Linked DNA regions of Homo sapiens: all the other regions are linked to region 4. Evidence: chromatin loops called from intact Hi-C (ENCODE). Cell type or tissue: mammary epithelial cell. All regions are shown on one strand. Links, peaks and the distances in the headings refer to the core of each region. The heading gives the core; the rest is flanking DNA. Region 1 overlaps LARP1B (La ribonucleoprotein 1B). Region 2 has its middle 36 kb from the start of PGRMC2. Region 3 has its middle 67 kb from the start of PGRMC2. Region 4 holds the start of LINC02615 (long intergenic non-protein coding RNA 2615). Region 5 holds the start of LARP1B (La ribonucleoprotein 1B).

Region 1 (6,291 bases), core at 601-5,600, 240 kb before region 4:
TGATCATTCAGGAGCATGTTGTTTAATTTCCACGTTTGTGTAGATTCCAAAATTCTTCATGTTATTGATTTCTATTTTTATTCTGTTGTAGCCAGAAAAGATACTTGATATGATTTTGACTTTTTTAAATTTGTTGAGACATGTTTTGTAGCCTAACATATGTTTTATCCTGGAGAATGTTCCATGTGCTAATGAGAAGAATGTGTATTCTGCAGTAGTAGGTGAAATGTTCTATAAATGTCACTAGGTCCAGTTGGTCTAGGTGTAGTTTAACTTCATTGTATCTTTGTTGATTTTCTGTCTGGATGATCTGTCCATTATTGAGAGATGGGTGTTGAAGCCCCCTGCTATTATTTGTATTATAGTCTATCTCTCCTCTAGATTTATTAATGTTTACTTAATATATCTGGGTGCTCCAGAATTGGGTGCATATATTTTTAAATTGTTACAGCCTCTTGCTGAATTGATCCTTTCCTTTATCATCATACAGTGACCTTCCGTGTCCTTTTTTTTTTTTTTTTTACAGACTTTCACTTGTTCTATTTTGTTTGATACAAGTATGGCTACTTTTTTTTTTTTTTTTTTTTTTTTTTGCTTCCATTTGCGTGGAATGTCTTTTTCCATTCTTCACTTTCAGACTATGTGTGTCTTTATAGGTGATTTGAGTTTCTTGTAGGCAATATATAGTTGGATCTTGTTTCTAAAAGTTTTTCACTCAGCCATGCTTATATCTTTTGGTTGGAGAATTTAGTTCATTTACATTCAGTATTATTATTGATAGATAAGGACTTACTACGCAGTATGTCATTACTTGGTTTCTGGTTGTTTTGTAACTCCTCCCTTACTTCCTTCTTACTGCCTTTGTTTGTGATTAAGTGGTTTTTCTCTGGGAGTATGTTTTAATTCATTGCTTTTTATTTTTAGTGTATCTATCATAAGTCTTTGCTTTGTGGTTACCATGAGGCTTACCAAAGCCATAGCTGTAAGTTATTTTAAACATATGACAACTTAACTTTGATCACAAAGAAAAGGAAAGAATCAAGGGAAAAACTAAAAAACTCTACACTTCAACTCCATCCTCCCACATTTTGACATTTTGTTGTCTTAATTTACATCTATTTATCTTCCCTATCTCTTAACAGGTTGCTGTTAATATTTTCAGTAGATTTGTCTTTTAGTCTTCATATTAGAGATATGAATGGATTACATGTAACAATTACTGCATTAGAGCATTCTGAATTTGTCTACTTTTACCAGTGAGTTTTATACCTTCAAACATTTTTGGTTTTGCACATCAAAGTTTGTTTTCTTTCAAATTAAAGAACTCCCTTTAGCATTTCTGAAAAGATGGGTCTAGTAGTGATGAATTCCCTTAGCTTTTGTCTAGGAAAGACTTTATATCTCCTTCCTGTTTGAAGGAAAACTTTGCTGGGTACAGCATAGTTGGTTGGCAGGTTTTGTTTTTGTTTCCATTTATCCTGTAGCACTTTGAATGTGTCACTTAACTCCCTCATGGCCTGTTTGGTTTCTGTTGAAAAGTCTCTTGCCAAAAAAATCAGAGCTCTTTTATATGTTCTTTTATTTTTTTTCTCTTGCTGTTTTAAGGATCTTCTCTTTGTCCTTGACATTTTCAGGTTTGATTATTATTTGCCTTGGGATACTCTTATTTGGATTGAATATTGATATGGTTTGGCTTTGTGTTCCCACCCGTCTCATCTCGAATTGTAATTCCCATAATCCCCATGTGTCAAGGGAGGGACCTGGTAGGAGGTGATTGGATCATGGGGGCACTTATCCCATGCCGTTCTTGTGATAGTGAGTGAGTTCTCACAAGATCTGATGGTTTTATAAGTGTTTGACGGTTTCTCCTTCACACATACTCTCTCTCACCTGCTGCAGTGTAAGGGTGCCTGCTTCCCCTCCCACCACGATTGTAAGTTTCCTGAAGCCTCCCCAGCCATGTGGAACTGAGTCAATTAAACCACTTTCCCTCATAAATTACCCAGCCTCAGGTATTATTTATAGCAGAGTGAAAATGGACTAATAAAAATATATTTGGTAATTTCTGACCTTCTGTACCTAGATATTTATATCTTTCTTTAGATTTGGAATGTTTTCTGTTATTTCTTTGAATAAGCTTACTACTCCTTGCTCTTAACTCATCATTGAATGCCAGTGGCTCTTACATTTGTTCTTTTGAGATTATTCTTTATATCTTGCAGGTGTTCTTCATTCCTTTCTTTTTCTCCTCTGACTGTATTTTCCAATAGGCTGTATTTGAGCTCACTGATTGTTTCTTGCAATGTGAGAGCCTGTAATCCATTTTTCAGAAAACGTATTTCTGAGTTCCAGGATTTTTTTTTTTAATTTCAATCTCTTTGTGTTACATTTCTCTGATAAATTTAATTGCTTCTCTGTGTTATCTTGGATTTTGCTGAGTGTCTGTAGAACTGTTATTTTGTTCTTGATCTGAGACCTCACACATTGCTTTTCTTCTCCCTGACTCCTTGCTTTGTGCATTTGGGGATGTCATAGTTCCGTGTTTGCTGTTGTTTCTCGTGGATGTACATTTGTGGCTTTGCTTTAAAGGATTTATTATTTATCCCAGTCTTTGCTGTCTTGCTTGTTTTGTCTTTCTAAGGTATGTTTTCTTAGAGATTCTTTGCAGTAGCGTGTGAGTTCCCTTAATACTATTGTATATCAGTGCCTCCTTTTGGGCACTAGATGGCGCCTTAAGCCCAAGTTTGCCTTGGCTCTCACAAACATTGGAGCACTGCCTGTCAGATGGTGGGGGTGGCAAAGGGGATTACCCCAACTGTGTGGTAAGGCTGGCAAACGGTTTGTACCCAGAAAACTCATGGATCATACCTCCTACAGTGTGGTCCTGCTGAACAGCCACTCTGATATGGCATCTCTTTTGGCTGAAATAAAGAGGAGAATTTCAGGGCTAGGGTTTCTGTTCCTGCTTCCCCTCTTTTTCTGCCTTCATGATTTTTTTTTCTCCCTGCTAGCCCTCATGATATTATACTTCTTATGGGTTGAGGCAGGAACAGTTTTCCTGCAAGGGAACCCAAGATGGTGGGAAAGCTGGCTGTCCTCCTCCATCTAACTTTTTCCAATGAAGAAGCTGAGTCTGGGAGGAATTTTTCATGCACAGGGCCTGGCAGATTGCAGAAAAGGCATCATGCAAAGAGAAGGCTATTTCTCTTACTGTTTGCTTGGAGTTTTTCAGTTCTCTGTGGCTCACGGGTACTATCAGCCTCAGATTTGAGTTCTGGGATATTGCTGATGATAAGCTTTGTGCTAGATATTTGTTTTTGGCTTTCTGTGGGAGAGTGAAGCCAGATTGCTTCTACTCTGCCATTTTGGTGACATCATTGTCTCAATAAAGTATTTTTAAATTAAGGTATGTACTTTTTTTAAGTCATAATGCTATTGCACACTTGGTAGAGTACAGTATAATGTAAATATAACTTTTATATTTACTGGGAAGCCAAAATATTCATGTGACTTGCTTTTTTGCAATATGTGCTGTTTTGTGGTGGTCTAGAATTGAACCAGCAATATCTCTGAGATATGCCCATATAATTCAGCTGTTCCTTGAATTATGATGTGGTTACATCCTGATGAACCCTTTGTAGCTTGAAAATATCATAAGTTGAAAATGCATTTAATACACCTAACCTACTGAACATCATGGCTCAGCCTAGCTTACCTTAAATGTGCTCAGAACACTTATATTAACCTATAGTTGGGCAAAATCTAGCACAAAGCCTATTTTATAATAAAATGTTGAATATCTTATGTAATTTATTGAATGCTTTGCTGAAACTGAAGAACAGAATGGTTGTATGGTACTTGAGCTATGGTTTTTACTGAATGCATATTGCTTTTGTACCATCATAAACCTGAAAAACCGTAAGTGAAACCATCTTTTAAGTTGAGGACCAGCTTTATACATTTTAACGTACCACAGTCTACTTTCAAATAATCTTATCCCACTTCATGTGTAGTATAAGCACCTTACAACATTAAATTTTCATTATTTCTCCCCATTTCTCTGTTTGTTTCTTTGTTTTTTTTTTTTAAATTAGAGACAGAGTCTCGATCTTTCACCCAGGATAGAGTGCAGTGGCAAAATCTCAGGTTACTGCAGTCTCAAACTCCTGAACTTAAGCAGTCCTCCCACCTTAACCTCAAGTATCTGGGACTACAGGTGTGCACCACAATAGCTGGCTAATTTTTAAAAAAATTTTTGTTGCGACAAGATCTTGCTATGTAATTCAGGCTGGTCTTGAACTCCTGGGCTCAAGCAATTCTCCTGCCTTAGCCTCCCAAGGTGTTGGGATTACCGTTATGAGTCACCACACCCAGTCCCCCATTCTTTGTGCTATACTTTGTTATTATTTTTCTTTAGACAGTTATGTGTACATGTATATACACATACATATATGTGCACATGTGCATACACACATACACACATATAGTTTGAGTAGATAGTTTAGCACATTAAATCCTTCATATATATCTATTAAAAACTTTCTAAATGCCATTGAGAATCTGGGAGATTTCTTTAGTAGGTTCGTAATAGATATTTGCCTGTTATTAATACACCCACACACAAACACATACACACACCTATAAAGTATCCTGCTCTGGTTCTCTGATGGTTTCAGATTTATGGCTTTTTAAATTGTTAGAATAATTTTTGACTCATCATAAATTTTTTTGCCCTGTTTTCTTTTTTTCCTTCTTCTGGGTTTCAAATTACATATATGTTAGACCATTTGATAATACCCATAGCTGTTGGATGCTCTGATCTGCTTTTTCTCCTACTCCTTTTTTATTTTATTTTTTTATTTTTATTTTTATTTTTGAGACAGAGTTTCGCTCTCGTTGCCCAGGTTGGAGTGCAATGGAGTGATCTTGGCTCACTGCAACCCCTGCCTCCTGGGTTCAAACGATTCTCCTGCCTCAGCCTCCTGAGTAGCTGGAATTACAGGTGCAAGCCACCACGCCCAGCTAATTTTTTGTATTTTTGGTAGAGACAGGGTTTCACCATGTTGGTCAAGTTAGTCGTGAATTCCTGACCTCAGGAGATCCGCCTGCCTTGGCCTTCCAAAGTGCTGGGATTACAGGCGTGAGCCACTGCGCTTGGCCTCTTACTCCTTTTAAATTGTATTTCACTTTGTGTAATTTTGATTGATTTATATTCAGGTTTCCTGATTCTTTCCTTAGCTGTTCTAGTGTGCTAAGAAGTCCATCAAAGAAGTATTCATTTCTGATATTGTGTTGTGTATATTTTGCATTACTGTTTGACTATTTATTTATTGAGATGCAGTTTCACTCATGTCGCCCAGGCTGGAGTGCAATGGCACGATCTCAGCTCACTGCAACCTCCACCTCCTGGGTTCAAGCGATTCTTCTGCCTCAGCCTCCTAAGTAGCTGGGATTACAGGTGCCCGCTACCACACCCGGCTAATTTTTGTATTTTAATAGAGACAGGGTTTCACCGTGTTGGCCAGGCTAGCCTTGGACCCCTGATGTCAGGTGATCCGCCCACCTCGGCCTCCGAAAATGCTGGGATTACAAGTGTGAGTTACCGCGCCCGGCCCCATTTGACTTTTTAAAAATAGTTTTCTTGGCTGGTCGCAGTGGCTCACGCCTGTAATCCCAGCACTTTGGGAGGCCGAGGCGGGCGGATCACGAGGTCAGGAGATTGAGACCATCCTGGCTAACACGGTGAAACCCCGTCTCTGCTAAAAATACACAAAAATTAGCCGGGCATGGTGGCGGGCGCCTGTAGTCCCAGCTACTCGGGAGGCTGAGGCAGGAGAATGGCGTGAACCCGGGAGGCGGAGCTTGCAGTGAGCCAAGATCTCGCCACTGCACTCCAGCCTGGGCGACAGAGCAAGACTCTGTCTCAAAAAAAAAAAAAAAAAAAAAAAAAAAAAGTTTTCTTGGCTGGATGTGGTGGCGCTCACTGGTAATCCCAACTACTTAGGAGGCTGAGGCAGGAGAATCGCTTGAACCTAGGAGGTGGAAATTGCAGTGAGCTGGGATGGGGCCACTGCACTCCAACCTGGGCAACTGAGTGAGACTCCATCGCAAAAAAAAAAAAGTTTTCTTTTTTTCTGCTGAAATTCTCCATCTCTTCATGAATGTTCATCTTTTACATTAGAGTCTTCAACATATTAATCATGGTTATTTTAAAGTTCATTTGTGATTATGCTAGTACTGAGTTATCTGTAAGTCTGGTTCTATTCATTGTCTCCTGAATTTTATTTTTTC
Region 2 (6,291 bases), core at 747-5,746, 110 kb before region 4:
AGAAGATTAAACAGTTATTTTTCTCTAAACTGATCATTTCATCCATAAGCTCAGCCATCACTATGGTTTGAGAGAGAGGTTGAAGGGGTGGGAAGATGCTTCACAACCATATTTTTCCTTCCTTACTTCTCTTCTCTTCTCTTCTCTTCTCTCTTCTCCCTCCCTCCCTTCCTTCCTTCCTTCCTTTCTTTTTCTTTTATTTTGTCTTTCTCTCTTTCCCCCCTCCTTCTCTCTCTCCCTCCCTCCCTCTTTCCTTCCTTCCCTCCCTGCTTCCCTCCCTCCCTCCTTCCTTTCTTTCTTCTTGTCTCACTCTGTCACCCAGGCCGACTGCAGTGGTGTGAACACAGCTCACTGCAGCCTCAACCTCCGGGACTCAAGCGATCCTCCCACCTCAGCCTCCTGAGTAGCTGGGACTACAGGCATGTGCCACTATGCTTAAATAATTTTTTATTTTTTTGTAGAGATGGGGTCTCACCATGTTGCCCAGGCTGCTCTTGAACTCCTGGAGGCAAGTGATTCTCCTACCTCAGCCTCCCAAAGTGTTGGGATTACAGACATGAGCTACCATGCCCAGCCAAATATCTATTTTCTAAAGCCTTTTTGCCAATTCCTAAGAGATATGTCACCGAGAAGCCTTGAAAGCTGCATTTTGTTTACATGGACAAATGGTCATAATGAGCAGTTTCAAAAACACCAAATTCCAATATGTGATTTCTTAAAGATATATACATGTAAATTTAACAGATATGTACAGGTAGTTTTCTTATTGTTGTTTTTTTTGTTTGTTTGTTTGTTTGTTTTTTAACTCAGGCTGAAGTGCAGTGGTGCGGCCTCAGCTCACTGCAACCTCCACCTCCCAGGTTCAAGCCATTCTCCTGCCTAAGCCTCTGGAGTAGCTGGGATTACAGGCGTGCGCCCCCACTCCCAGCTAATTTTGTATTTTTAGTAGAAACAGGGTTTTACCAGGTTGGCCAGGCTGATCTTGAACTCCTGACCTCAAGTGATCCACCTTGGCCTCCCAAAGTGCTGGGATTACAGGCGTGAGCCACTGCACCTGGCCAGCAGAAACAGATTTGAGAAGAGTACGGAGGGGATGGGGAGTTCTGAAAAGTCTAATTGGAACACTGGCTGGATTATAGGTCTGTGTGTGTTCTAAAGTGGTTCTAAACCTAACTACCATAGGCAAACATAGCTCAAGTGTGTCATACCATATAAATATTTTGGAATACAGAATGGAGCTATTGTACAACAATGTCTGGAATGCTTAGTTTGGATCAACTAATCAAGGAACAATGAACCTGAAAAGGCCAGGGGAGATTTTTTTTTAATGGAACAAATGTCATTATACATCAACATTGTTTTAAAAGTTATGGTAGCTATATAAATAATTCTATGCCCTGGAGAAATAATTCTCACTTTTTTGGGTAATTTAACATTCTTTGAAATGCTGTAGAATTTAAAAAATTTTCCATTTTGCTTGGATAACTGCCATACTAGCTTCAAAAGGTGCAGAATAGTTGTGTGTGTGTGTGTGTGTGTGTGTGTGTGTGTGTGGTGTTTAAGGGAAAGTAGAGGAAGCCTTATGGGCCACCCAGGGGGTAAACTCACAATGGGAATTCTAAATGAGGGCTCCTTAGCTGGTTGTGTTTGAAGCTCTGATCCTGACTCCCTTCCTTAGCTGCCATAATCCACCGATGGAGCCTTACCTCGAGAGACAATGCCAGTTTCTCCTCATTGTTATGAGAGTAACCCTGATGTAAGAACCTCATTTTCCAGGCAAGATCAGGATTTAGCTTCTATTTAAACAGGTCTTTGGACTAGAGCTCTGATTTTTGCCTCCAAACAGATTCTTCTAGCTTTGGGTTTTTAAGATCAGTTCTGATTGAGAGGTTAGGAAGACAGTTTTCAGTGTGCCTTCTAATGCTCCCTTTAGGCCTTTCCTAATTCAAATCTGCATTTGTCTGGGAGCTGTAATAATTTTTTGGATGTGGAAGTTGGGGAATTGGGAAATTAGTTTTAGTTTTGCTGATTATGTTTCTAAATAAGATTATCCTTTTGATAAGATTGTAGAATTGAATTATTCCAAAGAATATCTAGACATTTTACCAGCCATCAAAGGGATGACCAAATCTGTCCTCTTCTCTCCTTACCACTCCCCTCCCCACTCTTCCTCTTCCCTTCTCTCATTTATTTATTATCTATTTGTCTATCTATCCATCTGTATGTCTAACCTCAATCAGTCATCTGTGAGTCATGTCTTTGTCTACTTTGTTTTGTTTTGATGGAATGGCAGCAAAGGATGATAAGAGAGCAGTAGTTGTCTGAAGTCTCAAATATCACTGGAGTTTGTTCAAAGTGTTGCGTGAAGGTAGTTCAGTCATACCTAGCTTGTATTATTTGTTGAAATCGTGGTCAAGGAAGAAAAGGACTTTTCTGGGGTTGAAAGAGGCAAAATTCAGGGTAGTGAAACTTGAAAAATGGAGCAAAGAAAACTTGGTTAAAGATAAGGCTGTAATGCCAGATGACAAAAACAAAAACAAAACAAAACAAAACAATGAAACTCCTTTTCTCTTTCCAGAGAGAGAGACTAATGGCCCCAGCTCCTCATGTGGTCTCATTTTCCAGTTGCCCCAAAACTTTCTGCTCTGAGACCCACTATGGCTCTTCTTTCTGCACCTCTCACCTGGTGAAGCGACCTGTGGCCCCACTGATGCTCAGGCTGTGACAGTACTGCAATGAAAAGAGAGACCAGGGTCTGGAGGTCCCAACAGCAAGTAGTGCTTCTAGAGAGAACTCCTCCCCAGCCAGCACTGCTCATTGAACAGCTTACAACCCATGATGAGCTGTTTTTCTAGGAGGCCCTCTTCCATTCCCCAGGCCCAAACGCCTCTGTGAGATATGGGACTAAACAATGACCCACACCTCTTGGCTAAACACTCTGGATAACACTGGTTACTCAGCTTCCTCTAGCCTTCCAGGACAGCTCACAACATACCCCACATTCCAATAACCTCAGTGCTAGAAGTCCACACCTCCTAGATCATTATCGCTTGTCTCAACACTGCTTTTTACCTTCCCCACTCTATCTTGTTTATGCTGCTCTGCAATCTCAGACTCCTCCACTGCCCTCTATAATTCTTGGTTTTCCATTACCAAACTTTTCTACATCCCAAAACTGCTCTCTGAACATTTGCTTCCCCTTCTTCCTCTAACTGAAACTTGGCTGTTCCCTGAGGAAATTTCTTTCCTAGAAGCAGTTTCCTCCCAAATGGAAGATGTCTTGTCTTTCTGTCAGAGGTGTTCGAGCTAGAGTGACTCCATCATGAGCAGGGGCTGGATAAAATGAGGCTGAGACCTACTGGACCACATTCCCAGGAGGTTAGGCATTTGTAGTCACAAGATGAGATAGGAGGTCAGCAGGACTGGTATCACAAGATTCAGGCAAAACAGGACACCATAAAGAAGCCAGCCAAACCCCACCAAAACCAAGATGGCAGTGAAAGTGATACCTGGCCATCCTCACTGCTCATTATACACTAACTGAATGCATTAGCATGCTAAAAGACACTCCCACCAGTGCCATGACAGTTTACAATACCATGGCAACGTCTGGAAGTTACCTTATACATTCTAAAAAGGGGAGGAACCCTTTTTGGAACCATTCTGGGAATTGTCTGCCCCTTTCCCAGAAAACTCATGAATAATCTACCCCTTGTTTATCATATAATCAAGAAATAATCATAAAAATAGCCAACCAGTAGCCCTTGGGGCTGCTCTGTCTATGGAGCAGCGATTCTTTTGTTTCTTTACTTCACTCATGAACTTGCCTTCAGTTTACTCTGTGGACTCACCCTGGATTCCTTCTTGCACAAGGTCCAAGAACCCTCTCTTGGGGTCTGCATCGGGACCCCTTTCTGGTAAACCTTTATTTGGCTGTAGGTAGAGTAAGTATCTTTTTTCTTCCTATTGATCCTTCCAAACTATCTATCCTTCTTTTGACTTTGAAAACCCTAAGTCTGTTGAGTTCATGTCTTCAGACTTTACCACCTAATCTCTCTTCTAATAGTTGTCATCTTTCAGAATCTCTTGCTGTCTCTCATCATTCTTTGATGACTTTATCATCTAGTTTATTGTATTTGATTTCCTCCATTATTCCTACAATCCTGTTGGTTTTGCTGTCCTTGTAGATTATCCACCCAGTACCCTGGTCTCTCAATTTCTTGAACTTCTCTACTTCAAATATCTTCACTCCACTGCAACCAGCCACTGCCATTCTTACAGCCACACCATAGACATTATTAACAGTCAATACCAATAGCCTTTAAAATCTCTGGACAGCAATCACTATCCTGCTGTCTGATTATCACATTTTGAGTCTCTATCTCACTCCTACCAGTTCCCTTGGAACTGTTCTTTGACCCTATAGGGACATTCAATCCATTGATCCTGCTGATTTTATTTTTTAATTTCCCTAACTTTCATATTGTTATTTATCTTCTTGTTAAGCTAGCTTCCATGGTCTGGCACTTGAGCCAGATTCTTGCAGAAAACCTGAACTTTCTTGTTTTCCTTTCTCTCCACTGAACACATCTGAAAAAACTCACCCCTTGTGAAACCCAGTTATCCTCCTATGCTGTAACTACACCTGAGAAACTAATGTTACTAGAGGAAATTCATACAACCATGATGACTGGACTTGCCTAAAGTTTTCCACTGTAAATCCCAAATGGAATCCAATGCTGCTAGATGATGCTGTTTCACTTCCTTGGTACATTCACCCTCCTACACTCTAGGACAATCTTTCTTCTAAAACCTCCATTCTTTCATCCCATTCACTCTCAGCCAATAACCTCGGCCAAGGAAATGTAGCTAACTTAGAATTGCCTCATCTTCCCATCACTAAACCTACCAATCTACTTGCATCTGTACCCTCCATGTATTTTATGTTTCTTTCTGAACACTGGAAGTAGTGTTTCTACTTCTGATGTCCAGCCCCTCTGTTAGCGTCTTAGATCACATCACATCCACATTTGTTTACTCAAGGACCTCAATACTGGAGTTACCCTCTCTCTTCTTAATTATTGTTTTTTTTCATCATGGAATTATTCCTAATGATATACAAACATGTTTTATTATTAATCATCCCTTGAATCCCATGATTTGAGGGAACCTAAAAAAATAAAATAAAATAAAACTATATCTCCCTTGACGTCACATCATCCTCATATGTTTTATTTCTTTCCCTCTCTTCACAGTCTTCAAACTATTTGTTTATACTTTCTGTCTCTACTTTCTCATTTTTTTCCTTTCATATGCCCATTCCAAGTACACTTTTTTGTACCCACCACTCTGTTGAAATAGATCCTATCCAGTTTATCAATAGCATCTAATATAGTGGTCAATTTTCTGTCTGAATCTAATTCAGCCTCTCACTAGCATCTGACACAGTTGATCTCTCTTTCCTTCTTTTTTTCATGCTTAATGATGTTTATTGTTTGCTTCACAAATGAAACATGTTAGTCAATAATTCTGAAGTTATGATTATTAATAGATAATGAAAGCCTATTCAAAATTCACTTTACTCTTCAATGATGTAACTTTTCATTTGGAAATTTCTCTGCAGTCTCTCAATAATTTACACATGGAGATAATTGAATATATGACATGTTTTGAAGGGTAACTTCTAATTGAGTAGATACATATCTCCTTTTTTGAAACCCTTTCTTCTCTAAGCCATCACATTTTCCTCCAGATTTTATCTGATTTTCCTCTGGCTTCCCTTTTCAGACCTTTGCTTGTTCTGGAAAGGGAAACCAGTGAGGTAGGAATAAAATCTTTACTGCACTTCTGTGTTGGAATGTCCCTGCATTGGGAGCACAGACTCTGGAGTCAAATTGCTTGAGTTTAAATTCTGATTCTATTACTTCCTAGCTATATGACCTTGAGAAATTTATTGTATCATTTCCCTTTTTGAAAAATGAGGAAAAATCATAGTACCTGTTTCTTAGAGATGTGGTAAAGATTAAATGAGTTTGGCTGGGCACGGTGGCTCACACCTGTAATCCCAGCTCTTGGGAGGCTGAGGCAGGCGGATTGCTTGAGCCCAGGAGTTCAAGACCAGCCTGCAACATGGCAAGACCCCATCTCTACAATTAAAAAGTCGGGTGTGGTGGCCTGTACCTTTGGTCCCAGCTGCTCAGGAGGCTGATGCTGGAGGATCACTTGAGCCCAGGAGTTCGAGGCTGCAGTGAGCCATGATCATGCCATTGCCATCCAGCCTGGGCAACAGAG
Region 3 (6,291 bases), core at 707-5,706, 210 kb before region 4:
AATAAGAGCTATCTATGACAAACCCACAGCCAATATCATACTGAATGGGCAAAAACTGGAAGCATTCCCTTTGAAAACTGGCACAAGACAGGGATGCCCTCTCTCACCGCTCCTATTCAACATAGTGTTGGAAGTTCTGGCCAGGGCAATCAGGCAGGAGAAGGAAATAAAGGGTATTCAATTAGGAAAAGAGGAAGTCAAATTACCCCTGTTTGCAGACGACATGATTGTTTATCTAGAAAACCCCATCGTCTCAGCCCAAAATCTCCTTAAGCTGATAAGCAACTTCAGCAAAGTCTCAGGATACAAAATCAATGTACAAAAATCACAAGCATTCTTATACACCAACAACAGACAAACAGAGAGCCAAATCATGAGTGAACTCCCATTCACAATTGCTTCAAAGAGAATAAAATACCTAGGAATCCAACTTACAAGGGATGTGAAGGACCTCTTCAAGGAGAACTACAAACCACTGCTCAAGGAAATAAAAGAGGACACAAAGAAATGGAAGAACATTCCATGCTCATGGGTAGGAAGAATCAATATTGTGAAAATGGCCATACTGCCCAAGGTAATTTACAGATTCAATGCCATCCCCATCAAGCTACCAATGACTTTCTTCACAGAATTGGAAAAAACTACTTTAAAGTTCATATGGAACCAAAAAAGAGCCCGCGTCGCCAAGTCAATCCTAAGCCAAAAGAACAAAGCTGGAGGCATCACACTACCTGACTTCAAACTATACTACAAGGCTACAGTAACCAAAACAGCATGGTACTGGTACCAAAACAGAGATATAGATCAATGGAACAGAACAGAGCCCTCAGAAATAATGCCGCATATCTACAACTATCTGATCTTTGACAAACCTGAGAAAAACAAGCAATGGGGAAAGGATTCCCTATTTAATAAATGGTGCTGGGAAAACTGGCTAGCCATATGTAGAAAGCTGAAACTGGATCCCTTCCTTACACCTTATACAAAAATCAATTCAAGATGGATTAAAGATTTAAACGTTAGACCTAAAACCATAAAACCCTAGAAGAAAACCTAGGCATTACCATTCAGGACATAGGCGTGGGCAAGGACTTCATGTCCAAAACACCAAAAGCAATGGCAACAAAAGCCAAAATTGACAAATGGGATCTAATTAAACTAAAGAGCTTCTGCACAGCAAAAGAAACTACCATCAGAGTGAACAGGCAACCTACAACATGGGAGAAAATTTTCGCAACCTACTCATCTGACAAAGGGCTAATATCCAGAATCTACAATGAACTCAAACAAATTTACAAGAAAAAAACAAACAACCCCATCAAAAAGTGGGCGAAGGACATGAACAGACACTTCTCAAAAGAAGACATTTATGCAGCCAAAAAACACATGAAAAAATGCTCATCATCACTGGCCATCAGAGAAATGCAAATCAAAACCACTATGAGATATCATCTCACAGCAGTTAGAATGGCAATCATTCAAAAGTCAGGAAACAACAGGTGCTGGAGAGGATGTGGAGAAATAGGAACACTTTGACACTGTTGGTGGGACTGTAAACTAGTTCAACCATTGTGGAAGTCAGTGTGGCAATTCCTCAGGGATCTAGAACTAGAAATACCATTTGACCCAGCCATCCCATTACTGGGTATATACCCAAATGACTATAAATCATGCTGCTATAAAGACACATGCACACGTATGTTTATTGCGGCATTATTCACAATAGCAAAGACTTGGAACCAACCCAAATGTCCAACAATGATAGACTGGATTAAGAAAATGTGGCACATATACACCATGGAATACTATGCAGCCATAAAAAATGATGAGTTCATGTCCTTTGTAGGGACATGGATGAAATTGGAAACCATCATTCTCAGTAAACTATCGCAAGAACAAAAAACCAAACACCGCATATTCTCACTCATAGGTGGGAATTGAACAATGAGATCACATGGACACAGGAAGGGGAATATCACACTCTGGGGACTGTGGTGGGGTGGGGGGAGGGGGGAGGGATAGCATTGGGAGATATACCTAATGCTAGATGACGCGTTAGTGGGTGCAGCGCACCAGCATGGCACATGTATACATAGGTAACTAACCTGCACAATGTGCACATGTACCCTAAAACTTAAAGTATAATAAAATAAATAAATAAATAAATAAATAAATAAATAAATGGAATTAGGAAGGGGGTTATGTTTATATTATTTTAGCTTTGAAATACATTTTATTTTATTTTATTTTTTTGAGACAGAGTTTCGCTCTTGTTGCCCAGGCTGGAGTGCAATGGCACGATCTCGGCTCACTGTAACCTCTGTCTACCAGGTTCAAGCGATTCTCCTGCCTCAGCCTCCTGAGTAGCTGGGATTACAGGCATGTGCCACCACGCCCGGCTAATTTTTTATTTTTAATAGAGACAGGGTTTCTCCATGTTGGTCAGGGTGGTCTCAAACTCCCGACCTCAGGTGATCCACCCACCTCAGCCTCCCAAAGTGCTGTGATTACAGGTGTGAGCCACTGCTCCTGGCTAGATTTTATTTTTTAAGCTTATGTTAGTTTGGAACTCCACTCTGACATTCTGTATGCTTCTTGCCATTTTACAAAGTAGTGTCACCACTTTCCTTTGTGTGTTTAATCTTTTCCTTCAACTAATTTCTTGGCTTTTATGTAACTATTATTTTTATTTTATTCTTGCATAGGAGGCTGATCCGATAGAGTAATACCTAATTATATCACCATGAGATGGCAAAACGGAATGTCAGATCTGTAGACTTTTGACAGGAAAGTGAGTATGTGTGTGTTTTTGAGACCTCTTACTCCATCTTGTGGTGATATCATATAATTATATCAATTACTCTTGCATTCCTAATAGTCATATGTGTGTCTCACAACTCGTTACGTGGTTAGGCATTGCCCTAGTTATTGGTAAATTTGCATTAGTTATTTGGTTATTAGTAAATATATATGATAACATTAAGACTTGTGTATAGTTAAAAATGGAAATACTTTTGCTTTGGTATTGTCCTTTCACTTAAGAGTTTGAAGTACTTCATTAGCATTATTTTTTTAACTCTTGAGATGTGAACAAAGCAAGCAGATTTTAAGGTATATCTCCTGGCTAACCTAAGCCATGTAGTTAAGTCACACAGCAAGTTAATGAATGGATCCTACCTAAAACACGATAAACTTAAAACTAGTTGTTAATCTTGTAACTAGAACAAAGTGTTATCACACAACTAGTTGAATGGCTGAGCTAGCGTTTGAACTCCAGTAGTCTGGCTTCAGAGCCCAGGCTCTTCATCTTAACCAGATTGTTCTTTAACAGCGTGAAATAGAACACAGAACCCCTGACTTTCGAACTCAACTGCAATGATTCTTAAGTATTATAAATCAAGATTGGATTCTTGTGGTTAAGACTGCATTTTTTTTTGATGATAGGCATCCTCTGCAGTAATGGAGGGTCTAATGGAGTATTTAAAAACATAAATTATGTGATAAATGATTTACAATATATGCTAAATCTTTTGGGAGGAAATTTTGATTAGGAAACAAATATCATCCATGTGTTTAAATGTTTTCCTAGAATTAGATAAGGTAAAATACAAATGAAACTGAGCATTTTATTTAGAATTTGCTTAGAAATTTTGCATTAGTTTATTTAGGGTTATTATTGACAACTGAAGATTCTGAACTGTTCGGCTTGAAGGAAATATCCCACAAGGTTAATTGATAGGAATCAATTCTGACTTTACACTCTGTGTCAGTTTTCTGAGTTCTTTACAATAAGCCTGTTTTTTCCTTGCAAATTGAGAAATACTTTGGTTAATAGAATGGTTTCTAACAATATACTGCACGTATTAGCTTCAATAAATTCTAGAAACCAGAATCCGCTGCTATTGTTTTGTTTTTTTCCAGATAGTGTTCCAAGTCTACAAAATTGAGTACCTTTCTCCATGTGTTTTAAGATTCATTAGACTTTTATTGTAACACAAACATTATCACAGTACTGTAATGCTTAATGTTAACATTTTCTGGTTTCCAGTTGAATGCCTTTAAGTATAATCTGAGGTGAGACTTATTTTAATGAGTCAGTGGATGGACTTTAAGGGAAAGGGTCTGTGAGAGCCAAAATTTAGTTAACTGCTGCTCTAGAGACAGCTTATTTGTTAGAAACATGAGTTGAATCCTGGCCCCTCTCACTAAGTTACAGTCCTTTATCTACAAAATTACACTTACCTCATAGTGTCCTGAAGAATAAATGCACAGCATGTAACACAGTGCATGGTGGTACAGTAAGCACTTAGTAAACATGAGCTATCATTAGGGCTAAGCACTGGACAAATTATCTCCAGGTATTGCAAGGTATTTTCTCCAGTAGGCTGTGAATATAATTTTAAATTTTCATGGGAAATTAATCTACTTAAAACATTTTAATTAGTAAGGAAAAGTCTGATTTTAATTGTTTTATTGTCCTAACATAGTGGTTTATGAATGCTTTTCTGCCCTTGTGGTGGTTCACTGACTTCCATGTGAGAAGTAGTAGAGTTGCTTAGATGCCGTTATTTCTACTGACCTTGACCAAGTGACAAGAGCATGATTTCCATGAAGCAGTTACCATGAATCTGAAATCACACCTTCAGTTTTAGTTCTTTCCCTTTGTTTTTTAACAATTTTGCTTATTATGTTTTCCCAGAATCACCATGATCGATTACTTCTGCTCATCATAAACATCTAGTTCCTAAGCAGGATATGAGAATCTGCCTTCCTGTGACCTCTCCTGGGCTCAGTGACACTCCAGTCGCCGCCCCACCCCACATCAATGCCACTTCCAAGTTTGACTTGCATCTTACAAACCATATTTCTGTTTACTTTTTTTCTGCCCTGGGACATTTTTAATAACTTTTAGATAACAACTTCAACAAAAATTTACCTCCCACCAAGAGAAGTTGTCTTTATTGTGAGAAGTTGTCTTTATTCCCAAGAAGGGGAATAACTTACTCTTTAAGTCAGTTTTATTACAGGTAAATTTGTACCAGCTTTTTCCTCTACTTGTGTTAAGACCTGTCTCCAATAGACATTCCAATTGAGGATTGTGGAAATAGCAAATTACATTGGTGTCTGCCCACCACTGAAGGCAAAAAGCTGGTTTATCTAGGCCACAGGCAGAGCCCGCAGGGGAGGCAGGTAACTTCTCGGACCACCAGATTATCTTGATCTTCAGCCAGCTTTATTGTTGTTCTACATTTTAATAAACACTACATGTTTATTTTATTTTATTTTATATGTGTTATGTTATGTTATGTTATTTTTTTTGAGGCAGAGTCTCCCTGTTTCTCCCAGGCTGGAGCACAGTGGTGAGATCTCGGCTCACTGCAACCTCCGCCTCCCAGGTTCAAACGACTCTCGTGCCTCAGCCTCGCGAGTAGCTGGGACTACAGACATGCACCACCATGTCCGCCTAACTTTTCTATTTTTGTAGAGATGGGGTTTTGCCAGGTTGCCCAGGATGATCTTGAACTCCTGACCTCAATTGATCCTCTCTCCTCAGCCTCCCAGAGTGCTGGGATTACAGGCGTGAGCACTGCGCGCCTGGCCTGTTTTATTATTTTGAAGATTACAGTATAGGTTTCTAGGAAGCCTGGATGGAGGTTCTCATATTCTAGGTAATATTTAGCTATTTAATAAAAATTTATTTTCAAAACCTTAAAGTTTGTGGATTACATACAATACAGTTTTTGACTTGGTGCATGAATGTATTGAAATGAACTTGATACCATTATATTCACTTTAAAGCATATCGGCACAATTTCCTAGAACCAATCTCTAATGACTATTCCTGAAACTTTTCATACTTGTCATATTTTTCCATTCAACTATGTTATTTACTTATTTATTTTAATTTTTTTGAGATGGAGTCTTGCCCTGTCACCCAGGCCGGAGTGGAGTGGTGCGATCTTGGCTCACTGCAACAGCCTGCCTCATGGCTTCGAGCGATTCTCCTGCCTCAGCCTTCTGAGTAGCTGGGGTTACAGGCGCACGCTACCACACCTGGCTAATTTTTGTGCTTTTAGTAGAGACAGGTGTCATCATGTTGGCCAGGCTGGTCTTGAACTCCTGACCTCAGGTGATCTGCCTGCCTCAGCCTCCCAAAGTGCTGGGATTACAAGCCTGAGCCACTGCACCCGGCCTTGACTATGTTATTTAAATCACTAGTGCCTAAACTTTGCTAAAGTGATATAGTAATAGCTCAAATAATCGTAATAAGGATATTTTCAGAATAAAAAA
Region 4 (6,291 bases), core at 649-5,648:
AGACTGCCAAAGAAAATCCTGTAATTCCAAATTCAATTTATCCCCTCCTCCCACCTCTTCATGAAAAGGAGCTCTTTCTTTCTGGGAAATAGGCTAATATGCTGAGAGTAGAGGAAGGAGAAGAAGGAAAGAAAACCACGTAGGCTGGGAATGGAGAAGGAGATTTTCTGGGAATCACAGAGACTGATAGAGACATGGAAACACCAGAGAGAAGTGGCTGAGAGGAAACAGGAAAATAAAGCATTGTGTAGATCATGTATTTGTATCCCTTTTATTGCCTTTAAAAAGTAGCAAGTAAATAATAGGATTGATTATTGAGTAATCTGGGTTGTTGAATAGTGTGTCCTGAAGAGAACATTCATCAATAATTGAATGTGAGTTTATAGGATTTGGGGAACACATTTGTTATATAGTCAGAGAACCCCCCAAAGAAGGCCTGTTTCTCCTGGAGAGCTTGCCACTTTATAGTTAATAAAGGTAAGAAGAAGCTTCTTTTTCAAACATTTTCAGGATTTAACCATTCACAGCTTCTCCTGATCTCCATTCGGAAGGACCCATAGAGTCCAGCCCTTGTGTGGGCGATAATGAGAATGTGCTTACATGGAGCTGGATGAAAGAGGCAGAAATCAGTATCACTAGTTTAAAGGTTTATGAGGCTTAGTTAATTAAAGCTTTTAATTTGCACGGGAACCCAAAGAAGCTAATCTTTGTCAGATCCAAACAGTAAGATGACTAGCCATTCTGGTTTTCCCATAATGATGAGGTTTCCTGAGATGGAGAACTTCCAGTGCTAAAACCAGGACATTCCTAGGCGAACTGAGATCAACTTAGCATTCCTCTTCCTCACAGACTCAAGTTTTCTTCCATTTAAAATGCTGTTACAGACTGAATGCTTCTTTCTAACATGTTCCCTGTGCATCAGATCTCTGCTAAATAATGGAGTCCTAGAACTGGAAGGGATGCTTAGATGTCATGAGGTCATCCACTGCCTTCCAGTAGGTTTCATTCAGCTGGGCTGTTTAGATCATCTGCTCCTAAAAAACGATGTGCTGGGAAACAGAGTCCACAGATAGTGTAGAGTCTGATACTTAGTCTGTAATTTTATAATCCTTACTATTTGCTATTTGAATATCTTTCATATTATGTGGTTTCTTTTTTTCTTACACGTTATTATAGGATTGAGAGGTGTGGCTGCCAGTTTCTGCAGAGGAATTATGGAGGTTGAGTTTAGAAGTTCATGGTTCTAGCAATAGCCATGGTTTGGGGGGAAATTACTGCTTTGTTTTGGCAAATGTAAATATAAGTTTTCAGGAAATATGTGCCTAAATTAAGAGTGCAGTGTTTAGACGGTTCCCCCAAACTGCTGTTAAAACTATAAGGAGATTGGCTTGTCTCATTGATAAGGAAGAAAGTTGCTAATATTTTATTTCCTGCTTGTTTTATTAATTCTTTATATTTGATATTCTCTTATATCCTACTCAAATATGTGTATAGATCTCAATAATTCTAAAAGTTCAGGGAATGGAATTCATTTTTTTTGGTAAATATATTGCCGTTTTCTATCTCATTAGGGTAGACAATTTGTCTATCTCAATTGGCCAAACTGCTATTGGGTCGCAGTCGCCTTAGCTTGTGTAAACTATAAAGAACTGGTTCAGATACTCTATATGGAACTCTGTCAAATTCTGGTTCCCAAACCTTGGCTCAGTTTAAGACTTCAAGATACACACATAAATGTAAATAAATAAATTAAAAGTATATATATATATTTATTGTTGTTGTTGTTATTGTTAGATAGATTGTTTTGTCCCAAAGGTATAACCAGTACGTGGTCACTATAGTAAATACATAAATTACAGAAAAATAATAGGAAGAAGAAGAAAATTACTCTGATTCCACCTAAAGATAGTGATTGATTTGGGGGTATTTCTTTTTGCTCTTTATTTCTATGTAGTGTTGTTTGTTTCACATATTATAATATTGCATCCTACCCTTTTCACTTATAATTATAACACAAGCATTTTTCCATTTAATCATGAACTCTTTTTAAATAACATGTGTAATGGTTGCACAACATTCCATGGCATGCTGTAGCATTTCAGTAGAACATAGCTCGGTGGAGGAGACAACAGTATACACATAGAGTAAGCTTAGATTATGTTCTCAAATTAGTTAGGCAAGAATGTAAAATCTGATGGGCAGCAAGGTGTCCTCAGAGGATGGGAGCAGATGCAGGATAAATCAGCATGGCTTCTCTTACTCTGTGCTGATCCTCATGAGGCACGTGGCTGCAGCTGATATCCTTCATAGCGGGTCTCTGGATCTGGAAAGCTCCACAATCCTTTCACCACCCTTTTATATGCTTCTTGGAAGAATTTACACCAACAAACTATGCATTTTTGTTGAAGATAATTATTACAACATTGAACTTTTCTGGAACCAAACTCAGCAAAGAATAGGTGATGTTCTCGTCTTGAAGGACATATAGGGTATCAATTTATTGCCTCACAGCTACAAATTCACTCTTCATTGCATGCTCTGAGAAAATGGATATGGGCCCTTTAAATATTTTTCTTTGCCAGATGGCACCATGTTAATCTTTGTCGGTAGAGGGTGCATGAGAGACATGATAGGAGGAACGGGCTTTGCTTCCTGGTCTGACCATTTTTATATGCAAGCTCCTGGAATGCCTGTGGTTTCTCCAGCACCTGGGTCCTGCTGGCAACCAGCAGCACCCAGTGGCCAGCAGCGTACTCTTTCACCTCTTCTTGGGTGACTTTGTGGAATGCTCCAATGTGACATCTCCCTGTGAACGCCTTTCCTGACACCCTAAAAAGTGTCAGGAATTTCCAGCAAGTTCCAGAGAGCAGGTTTCCAGCAAGTTTGGTCAGTATGACACCACAGCGATATCTCTGCCATTCACTGAACTTGGATTCTTCCTTCTTCAGTGAGGTATGGATTTCAACCCTGGATTGGGAAGTGGCTGGGGACCCTTCCCTGGGCACTGTATCCCAGCCCTGGGGACAGTGGCTGCTTCATATTCCCGTATCCATTAGCATTCTCTTCTTTTTTTTTTTTTCCTTTCCAACTTTTATTTTAGGTTCAGGGGTACATGCGCAGGTTTGTTACATGGGTAAACTATATGTGATGGGGGTTTGGTGTACAGATTATTTCATCACCCAGATAATAAGCATAGTACTTGACAAGTAGTTTTTCAATCCTCACCCTCCTCTCACCCTCCACCCTCAAGTAGGCCCAGGTATTTAGTTTCCTTCTTTCTGTCCATGTGTACTCAATGTTTAGCTTCCACTTATAAGTGAGAACGTGAAGTATTTATTTTCTGTTCTTGCATTAAATTGCTTAGGATACTGGCCTCTAGCTCTATTCATGTTGCTGAAAAGGACAAGATTTCACTGTTTTTTATGGCTGCGTAGTATTCTGTGGTATATAATATGTACCACATGCTCATTATCCAGTCCACCATTGATAGGCATCTAAGTGGATTCCATGTCTTTGCTATTGTGAATAGTGCTGTGATCAACATATGCATGCATGTCTTTATGGGAAAATTATTTATGTTCCTTTGTGTATATACCCAGTAATGGGATTGCTGGCAGTTCTGTCTTAAATTCTCTGAGAAATCTCCAGACTGCTTTCCACAGTGGCTGAACTAATTTACGTTCCCAACAGCAGTGTGTATGCATTCCCTTTGCTCCACAACCTCACCAGCATCTGTTATTTTTTGACTTTCTAATAATAGCCATTCTGACTGGTGTGAGATGGTATCTCATTGTGGTTTTGATTTGCATTTCTGTAATGATTAGTGATATTGAGCTTTTTTTCATAGGCTTGTTGGCTGCATGTATGTCTTCTTTGGAGAAATGTCTGTTCACGTCATTTGCCCATTTTTTAATGGGGTTGTTTGTTTTTTGCTTGTTAATTTATTTAAGTTCCTTATAGATTCTGGATAGTAGACCTTTGGTGTATGGTTTGCAAATATTTTCTCCCATTCTGTAGGTTGTCTGTTTACTCTGTTGATAATTCCCTTTTTTGTGCAGAAGCTCTTTAGTTTAATTAGATCCCACTTGTCAATATTTGTTTTTGTTGCAATTGCTTTTGAAGTCTTTGTCATGAAATTTTTGCCAGGGCCTATGTCCAGAGGGTACTTGCTAGGTTTTCTTCTAGGGTTTTCATAGTTTTAGGTTTTACATTTAAGTATGTAATCCATCTTAATTTGTGTATATGGTGTAAGGAAGGGGTCCAGTTTCCATTTTCTACATATGGCCAGCCAGTTATCCTAGCACCATTTATAAAATAGGGCATCCTTTCCCCATTGCTTGTTTTCATTGACTTTGTTGATTATCAGTTGTAGGTTTCTGGCTTTATTTCGGAGTTCTCTAACCTGTTCCATTGGTCTATGTGTCTGTTTTTGTATCAGTATCATACTGTTTTGGTTACTGTGGCCTTGTAGTAAAATTTGAAGTTAGGTAGTGTGATACCTCCAGCTTTATACTTTTTCCTTAGGATTTCTTTGGCTATTTGGGCACTTTTCTGGTTCCATATGAATTTTAGAATAGTTTTTCTAATTCTGTAAAAAATGTCATTGGTAGCTTGATAGGAATGGCATTGAACATATAAATTTCTTTGGACAGTATGGCTGTTTTAACAATATTGATTCTTCCTATCCATGAGCATGGAATATTTTTCCATTTCTTTGTGTCATCTCTGATTTCTTTCAGCAGTATTTTGTAATTCTTGTTGTAGGGATCTTTTACCTCCCTGTTTAGCTCTATTGCTAGGTACTTCTTTGTGTTGCTTTTGTGAATGGGGTTGCATTTTAAAAAATAATTTAAAAAATTTTGAGGGGTACATATTAGGTGTACATATTTATGAGGTACATGAGATGTTTTGGTACAGGCATGTAACACATAATAATCATGTCATACAAAATTGGCTATTTATCCCCTCAAGTATTTATCCTTTGTATTACTCTTTTAGTTATTTTAAAATAACTAAAATTATGCTTTTAGTTATTTTAAAATGTACAATTAAATTATTGTTGACTATAGTGCCCCTGTTATGCTGTCAAATACTAGGTCTTACTCTTTCTTTCTATTTTATTTTGTACCCATTAACCAACCCCACTTCTTCCCTGCCCTCCCACTACCCTTCCCAGCCTCTGGTAACTATCCTGTTCTCTATCTCTGTGAGTTCAATTGTTTTGATTTTTAGATTTCACAAATAAGTGAGAACATGTGATGTTTTTCTTTATCTGCCTAGCTTATTTCACTTAACATGATGACAGCCAGTTCCATCCATGTCGTCGCAAGTAACAGAATCTCATTCTTTTTTTTGTGGCTGAATAGTACTCCATTGTGTATAAGTATGACATTTTCTTTATCCATTCTTCTATTGATGAACACTTAGGTTGCTTCTAATGTTGGCTGTTGTTAACAGTGATACAACAAACATGGTAGTGCAGATATCTCTTCAGTATACTGATTTTTTTCTTTTGGTACATACCCAGAAGTGGGATTGCTGGATCACATAATAGCTCTATTTTAGTCTTTCAAGGAACCTCCAAACTGTTTTCCATAGCGGTTGTACTAATTTACATTTCCACCAACAGTATATGAGGGTTCCCTTTTCTCCATATCCTCACCAGCATTTGTTTTTGGCTGACTTTTGGATAAAAGCCATTTTAACTGGAGTGAGATGATATCTTGTAATTTTGATTTGCATTTCTCTGATGATCAGTAGCATTGACCACTTTTTCATATGCCTGTTTGCCATTTGCATGTCTTCTTTTGAGAAATGTCTATTAAAATATTTTGCCCATTTTTAAATCGGATTATTAGATTTTTTTCCTATAGGGTTGTTTGAGCTCTTTATATAGTCTGCTTATTAATCCCTTGACAGATGGGTGTTGCAAATATTTTCTCCCATTCTGTGGGTTGTCTCTTCACTTTGTTGATTGTTTCCTTTGCTGTGCAGAAGCTTTTTAACTTGATGTGATCCCATTTGTCCATTTTTTTCTTTGGTTGCCTGTGCTTGTGGGGTACGACTCAAGAAATTTTTGCCCAGACCAATGTTCTGGAGAGTTTCCTCAATATTTTCTTGTAGCAATTTCATAATTTGAGGTCTTAGATTGAAGTCTTTATTTTATTTTATTATTAAACTTTAAGTTTTAGGGTACATGTGCACAATGTGCAGGTTTGTTACATATGTATGCATGTGCCATGTTGGTGTGCTGCACCCATTAACTCGTCATTTAACGTTAGGTATATCTCC
Region 5 (6,291 bases), core at 464-5,463, 370 kb before region 4:
TTGAACTATGAAGCAGAGGAAGAGTCTGGCACGTAGCTGCAGAGGCAGAATGAAGTAACAAGATAGAGGTTAATTACAGCAAATTGGGTCAGTCAGATGAAACTAAAATCAGACGGAACGCTCAAATTTTGGAATTTTAAGTTTATTATTAAAAGGACACTTTACAGAGGTGTGAGGCTAGGCGTGGTGGCTCACGCCTGTAATCCCAGCACTTTGAGAGGCCAAGGTGGGGGGATGACTTGAGGCCAGGAGTTCGAGACCAGCCTGGCCAACATGGTGAAACACCGTCTCTACCAAAAATACAAAAATTAGCCGGGTGTGGTGGTGGGCGCCTGTAATCTCAGCTACTCGGGAGGCTGAGGCATGAGAATCGCTTGAACCCGGGAGGCAGAGGTTGCAGTGAGCCGCGATCGCGCCACTGCACTCTAGCTTGGGCGACAGAGAGAGACTACCTCTTAAAAAAAAAAAAATGCCGGGCGCGGTGGCTCATGCCTGTAATCCCAGCACTTTGGGAAGCCGAGGCGGGTGGATCATTTGAGGTCAGGAGTTCAAGACCAGCCTGGCCAACCTGATGAAACCCCGTCTCTACTAAAAATACAAAAATTAGCCGGGTGGTAGTGGCGCGCCTGTAATCCCAGCTACTCAGGAAGCTAAGGCAGGAGCATCTCTTGAGCCTGGGAGGCAGAGGTTGCAGTTAGCCGAGATCACGCCACTGTACTCCAGCCTGGGCAATAGAGTGAGACTCTGTCTCAAACCACCACCACCACCACCATCACCACCACCAATAAAAAATACAAAGCGCCACTAATAACAGAGCTAGTAAAGATGGATGGGAATATAGGTGGAAGTACAATCCCCTTTTAATTGCAACAAGGTTCGCCAGGTTGCTTAGGGTTGGGCAAACTGGAGATCACTGACACGGAAAACAAGAAAACCCTTATTGTTTATAGCTGTTATGTATGAATAGGTTATTAGCCTTAGGAAAATTATTTGTGCCGAATACGGCTTTTGAGTAAGCAAAAAATATTAACGTCAAGTTGAATGTAATTGAAGCGACTTATTGGGCGTGGGGTGGGGGGTGGGGGTTGAAAGCCCAAACATAAGGCGAGCACAGATAATTTATTTAACAAGGCTATGGGGTTGGTGGGGGGCTCGGAAAAAAATCAGCGGCGGAACCTGCTCTCAGCCACCTTGCACCAGGACACAAACACTGACTCAAAAATGAAACGAGTATCATCTCTAAGTGAATGTGAGTGCCAAGTAGAAAGCTCGTATCCGATTTATTATCAAAACGTCTTTGTACCATTTTAACATCCATTCCAGGAAGAAAAAACCTATTGGGAATATGGTTAATTTGTAATTAAGTGCTATTTACCCAAATTAAAGAAACAGGTAACAAAAAATTTTAAAAGCCGGCGAAATACTATTTAATTTACTCAGGAACGCTTTAGAACTCTTTTAGTTGGTGGGTGGGAATGCGGGCGGGGAAGCGCACTAAGCCGAACGCTGGGGCAAAGGTTTCCTAAACAGTTACCGAGAGGTAACTCCCCCTTCATCTGGGACGTGGCTCAAGATTACAGGTGATCGCGGTGCCCCGAGGCGCCAGGAGGCAACTTTCACCTGGGGGAGGCGCCGGGCGCCAGCGGGCCAAGCGGCCGGGCCGCGGAGCCCACTTCACTTGGGAGCTGCCCCAGGCCGGGGGTCGACACCGCGTCCCCTCCCTTAGCCTAGCTGCGACCCAGCTTTAGGGCCTAAGGGCAAATCGAGCGCTCGGTCCTCCCAGCGCCATGTGCGCGGCCCGCCCAGGCCCTTGGCCGCCGTCGCCGCGGGGGCAGGCCGCGAGCCAGCCGCGAGCCACAGAGGCCTGGTGCGCGCTCCGCCCCTGAGCCTGCAGTCGGGGCGGCCTCAGCCAGTGAGCCGGGAGTCGTCCCCTTCGTCCTCCCTCGCACTCGGAGGGCAGCTGGGGCGGGGCAGACCCTCGGGCCGGGCGGCACCCGGGCGGGCGAATCCGTCAGCTCCCGCGGGAGGCCCGGCGAGAGAAGGACCCGGTGAGTAGCCACGTCACGCTCCTCAGGGAGGCCCCGCCCCGTGCTCTCGGGCCGCCCCTCTTCGCCGTCTCCACGCCTCCGCGGGCAGTTACCAGCTTTGGCTGCTCGCGCCTCCCCAACTCGGGTAAAGCTCCTCGGCCTCGGCGTGCTGCGCCTCCGCGGCTGCCCTGCGCCAGGTGAGGGCTCGCGGCTCCCGGCTGCGGCTCCCGGCGCGTGGTGGCGGGCTCGGGGCGTGCGTCGCGGAGAGGACGGGGCCGGCGGGCGGTTGGCGCTCCGTTCGGTGCGGGGAGGGGCGTCACGCCGGGCGCTGCGCGGCCTCGGCGGGCGGCGGCAGCGGCGGCCACGGCCGCCGGGCTCTCGGGTTGTCTGTCCCCAGTTGGAGCCGGCCGGTGTCCCGGCGGAGAGACGGGCAGTCGGGTTCCCTGGCCTCGGGGCCACCCCGGCTGGGGCGGCTGGGGCAGAGGGACGATGTCTACTCGCGCCCCGATGCCCGCCGCCCATTCTCGGGAGGATCCGCCCGCGGTGACTGCTGAGAGGGAGTCGCTGTTGGCCGCGGCGAACCGGCCGGCCGAGCAGCCGCCCCCGCCCGAATGTGAGGGCAAAGAGGCGGCGAGGGAGGAGAGGGCCGCGGCCGCCACTAGCGCTGGGGCGCGGGGAGAGCCGTCGCCGGCGCTGGTGCTGGGACGCAGCGTGCCCCAGGCGGCTGTCCCCGTGAGGCCCCTGGCGCTGCACCTGGCGCACAAGGCGCGTGGGCCCGGGGGCCCTTTCGGCGGGGAGCCGCCACCGCCACCGCCGCCGCCGTCGCCGTTGCCGCCGTTGCTGCGGGATCCGCCGGCCGAGGACGCCCGGGAAGAGGTGGCAGCTGGCCCTGCGGAAAAGCGGCAGCCGCCGCTGCTGCCGCCTAAGGGAAATCCCTGGACCAAAAAGCCTCCCCAGCACCTGTCCCCAGACACGACAGGTCCGCCACCGCCCCCGCTGGAAACCCTGGAGGCAGGTCTGTGGTTGCTCTGCGTTGGGCACTGGCAGGGTGCGGGCAGGGGCGACTTGCGGGACTTGCCGGCGCGTGGCGGCGGTAGCGGGCACCAGGCCCGGGTAACGGCAGGCCTCCCCTCCCTGTCAGTCGGAGGTAATTTGTTCCAAGGTGTCATTCACTCTGCCTATTTACAGACATGGGCATCTGGGAAGGGAGCGGCAGGAAGAGGTGGGACCTCAGGTTCTCCTTGCCTGATGGGGGCACGGAGGTGGTAGCTTGGCGGCGCATCCCTGCTGGCGCGGTTGCGATTGTGTTTTGTCCCCAGTGTTAGTGACTTGGGAAAGTAGCTAACTTTAGATACTGCAGTGCTTCGTATGGGAAAGTTTTGGTAGACTTTTTTTTTTTTTTTTTTACATAAAAGGATTGAAGCAAGTCAGAGCAAGGGGATTTATTCGTAAGTGGAAGCGCGATTGTAGTCTTTTGTGAAATAAGATGAAAAAAGGTTTTCAAAACACTGCTGAGCAGTCATATTAAAAATGAGACTTTAAATGTGGTTTTTAAAGTGCTTTATGGGGGGAGGGGGGAGGGATAGCATTAGGAGATATACCTAATGTTAAATGACGAGTTGATGGGTGCAGCACACCAACATGGCTGCACATGTATACATGTGTAACCTGCACGTTGTGCACATGTACCCTAAAACTTTAAGTATAATTAAAAAAAATAAAGTGCTTTAAGTTATAAGTGTGCTGGAAAATAATTGAAATAGGATAGTTGACATGCGAGCGTGGATTGCACGTTAGGTAAATGGTTTTCTAACATTGTCAGCTCTCCTTCCCTTTAGAGGAGATAAGATTATGCCACTATATTTGAATGCTGACCAATGCTGTATGGCCGTCGGTGCTTTATTTTGATTGTAGTAACTGCAACTTAAGAAAGTAAAAATGGGCCGGCGCGGTGGCTCACGCCTGTAATCCCAGCACTTTGGGAGGCCGAGGCGGGCGGATCACCTGAGGTGAGGAGTTCGAGACCAGGCTGGCCAATATGGCGAAACCCCGTCTCTACTAGAAATACGATCATTAGCCAGGCGTGGTGGCGGGCGCCTGTAATCTCACCTACTTGAGAGGCTGAGGCAGGGAGAATCGCTTGAACCCGGGAGGTGGAGGTTGCAGTGAGCCGAGATCGCGCCACTGCACTCCAGCCTGGTCGGCAGAGTGAGACCCACTCTCAAAAAAAAAAAAAAAAAAAAAAAAAAAAAAGTTAAAATGGAAATAAAAACCATGACAAAAAGCAGTATCTGGCCGGGCGCGGTGGCTCACGCCTGTAATCCCAGCACTTTGGGAGGCCGAGGCAGGTGGATCACCTGAGGTCAGGAGTTCAAGACCATCCTGACTAACATGGAGAAACCTTGTCTGTACTATAAATACAAAATTAACCTGGCGTGGTGGCGCATGCCTGTAATCCCGGCTACTGGGGAGGCTGAGGCAGGAGAATCGCTTGAACCCGGGAGGCAGAGGTTGCAGTGAGCCGAGATCGCGCCACTGCACTCCAGCCTGGGCAACAGGAGCGAAACTCCGTCTCAAAAAAAAACACAAAAAAACAAAACCGTATCTTTCTAAATTAAGTTGTAAATGACTTGAACTTTTTATATGCAAATGACAGCTGTTTACTTGCAAGTCTTCATTTTTATTTAAAATTAAAGGTTAGCAGCAGAACAAGAAATATTTGAGCGTGTTTACTGGCTTGTGAGGATCAAATGCGATGAAGAGGTGGTATAAATGTAAGGCGATTGGCTGTGCGCGGTGGCACACGCCTGTAATCCCAGCACTTTGGGAGGCCGAGGCGGGTGGATCACCTGAGGTCAGGAGTTCGAGATCAGCCTGGCCAACATGGCGAAACCCCGTCTCTACTAAAAATACAAAAATTAGCCGGATATGGTGGTGCGTGCCTGTAATACCAGCTACTCAGGAGGTTGAGGCAGGAGAATCGCTTGAACCCGGGAGACGGAGGTTGCAGTGAGCCAAGACTGAGCCACTGTATTCCAGCCTGGGTGACAGAGCAAGACTCAGTCTCAAAAAAAAAAAAAAAAAAAGTACGGTGATTGTTACAAGCACCCATTATGTTATGTTAACATTTCTTCAGAGGAACTCTCCAAAGAGGGAGATATGTGTTGAGTTAATTCATTCATTTGCCTTTGCACAGAAATACTCCTCATTAATTGTTGATAAATTTTGACACTTGCAGAAAAAAAGTTTGCTCTGGATTTAATATTGGCATAATTCCTTCCTCGCTATAAAGAGCTGTTTGTTTACTCCTATTACTAACTAAAGAGAACATGGTTAAGTGAAGACCTCATAAAGTTTTTCTTTTTTTTCTTTTTTAAAGCCCAGTGGCAAGCACTCTAAAATTTAGCAAAGAAAGAAAACCCTAGTGAATCATCTTATTTGCTGTTTCACCTCTCTACTTCTAGACTTACAGACAATTAAGTGAATTACCAAGTAGGAACTCTTTGTTGATCATAAAACCAGTATCATAGATTTTAAAACTTCGAAGCCATACATGGTAGTGTGTGCCTGTAGTTTTAGCTCCCTGGGAGGCTGAGGCAGGAAAAATCAGTTTTGCCCAGGAGTTTGAGGCTGTAGTGTCCTGTCATAGTGCCTGTGAATAGCCACTGCATTCTAGCCTGGGCAATATAGCAAGACCACGTTTAAAATAATAATATTAATAATAATAATAATGATAATAGAACTTTAAAAACTGTCAAGGTAAGCCTTGGGAACTTTAATTGCAAATGACCTGTGAAAAATATTTAACAGTTAAGCTATTGGTGCCTTCATTCTCCAGTCTTCACTGGAGATTAAGAACACTGTGATACTAGTTGTATGGTATGGTTCATGGAAATTTCAGTTTTGCTGTTGTCTTGTGTAGGCAACTCTTTCTGTCTTTGGATGGAATCCATTCTGCACTGGCAGGAAGACCATCTTTCAGACCTGGCATAGTGTAGTAACCATGGTCTCTTCCCAACACTGACTCTGCACTGTTCTCCCACAATTAATTTCTTTCTTTCTTTCTTTCTTTCTTTCTTTCTTTCTTTCTTTCTTTCTTTCTTTCTTTCTTTCTCTCTCTCTCTCTCTTTCCTTTCTTTTCTTTTCTTTTCTTTTCTTTTCTTTTCTTTTCTTTTCTTTCTTTTTTCAAGAGATGGAGTCTCTCTGTGTTTCCCAGGCTGGTCTTGAACTGCTGGCCTCAGGCGATCCTCCTGCTTCCCAAAGT

Evidence for each region. Peaks named below come from ENCODE experiments on the same cell type or tissue, not always from the same donor. Only the 100,000 strongest peaks of a DNase experiment are listed, where the experiment ranks them.
Region 1: it touches region 4 in a loop (16-fold over the local background); 9 of 110 quality-filtered maps call a loop at or near these places.
Region 2: it touches region 4 in a loop (2.6-fold over the local background); 2 of 110 quality-filtered maps call a loop at or near these places.
Region 3: a loop joins it to region 4, with 5 times the contacts of the local background. A loop is called at or near these places in 4 of 110 quality-filtered maps.
Region 5: it touches region 4 in a loop (5-fold over the local background); 2 of 110 quality-filtered maps call a loop at or near these places.

What each region holds. Positions count from the first base shown.
Region 1 is chr4:128,188,758-128,195,048 of GRCh38, forward strand. All of the region lies in intron 15 of LARP1B (La ribonucleoprotein 1B), which reads left to right. Among named protein-coding and RNA genes, the nearest start is that of PGRMC2, 96 kb to the right of the region's middle. In mammary epithelial cell, for the core only: a CTCF peak has its summit at 2,727 (motif pointing right); a DNase peak (open chromatin) is centred at 2,764.
Region 2 is chr4:128,320,248-128,326,538 of GRCh38, forward strand. No RefSeq gene overlaps it. Among named protein-coding and RNA genes, the nearest start is that of PGRMC2, 36 kb to the left of the region's middle. RefSeq lists an enhancer at 1,364-1,926. In mammary epithelial cell, for the core only: no CTCF peak of the experiment used is centred there; DNase peaks (open chromatin) are centred at 2,274 and 2,964; H3K27ac peaks cover 2,412 bases.
Region 3 is chr4:128,217,650-128,223,940 of GRCh38, forward strand. It overlaps a transcript of LARP1B not described here. Among named protein-coding and RNA genes, the nearest start is that of PGRMC2, 67 kb to the right of the region's middle. In mammary epithelial cell, for the core only: a CTCF peak has its summit at 2,814 (motif pointing left); no DNase peak of the experiment used is centred there.
Region 4 is chr4:128,425,347-128,431,637 of GRCh38, forward strand. LINC02615 (long intergenic non-protein coding RNA 2615) reads left to right here and starts at 2,670. Exons shown (of 9, transcript NR_125882.1): 1 at 2,670-2,952. In mammary epithelial cell, for the core only: a CTCF peak has its summit at 2,713; a DNase peak (open chromatin) is centred at 2,665; H3K27ac peaks cover 571 bases.
Region 5 is chr4:128,059,178-128,065,468 of GRCh38, forward strand. LARP1B (La ribonucleoprotein 1B) reads left to right here and starts at 2,135. Exons shown (of 20, transcript NM_018078.4): 1 at 2,135-2,224. RefSeq lists enhancers at 1,500-2,358, 2,359-3,217 and a silencer at 1,542-3,041. In mammary epithelial cell, for the core only: a CTCF peak has its summit at 3,024; DNase peaks (open chromatin) are centred at 1,594, 2,014 and 3,194; H3K4me3 peaks cover 2,792 bases; H3K27ac peaks cover 2,498 bases.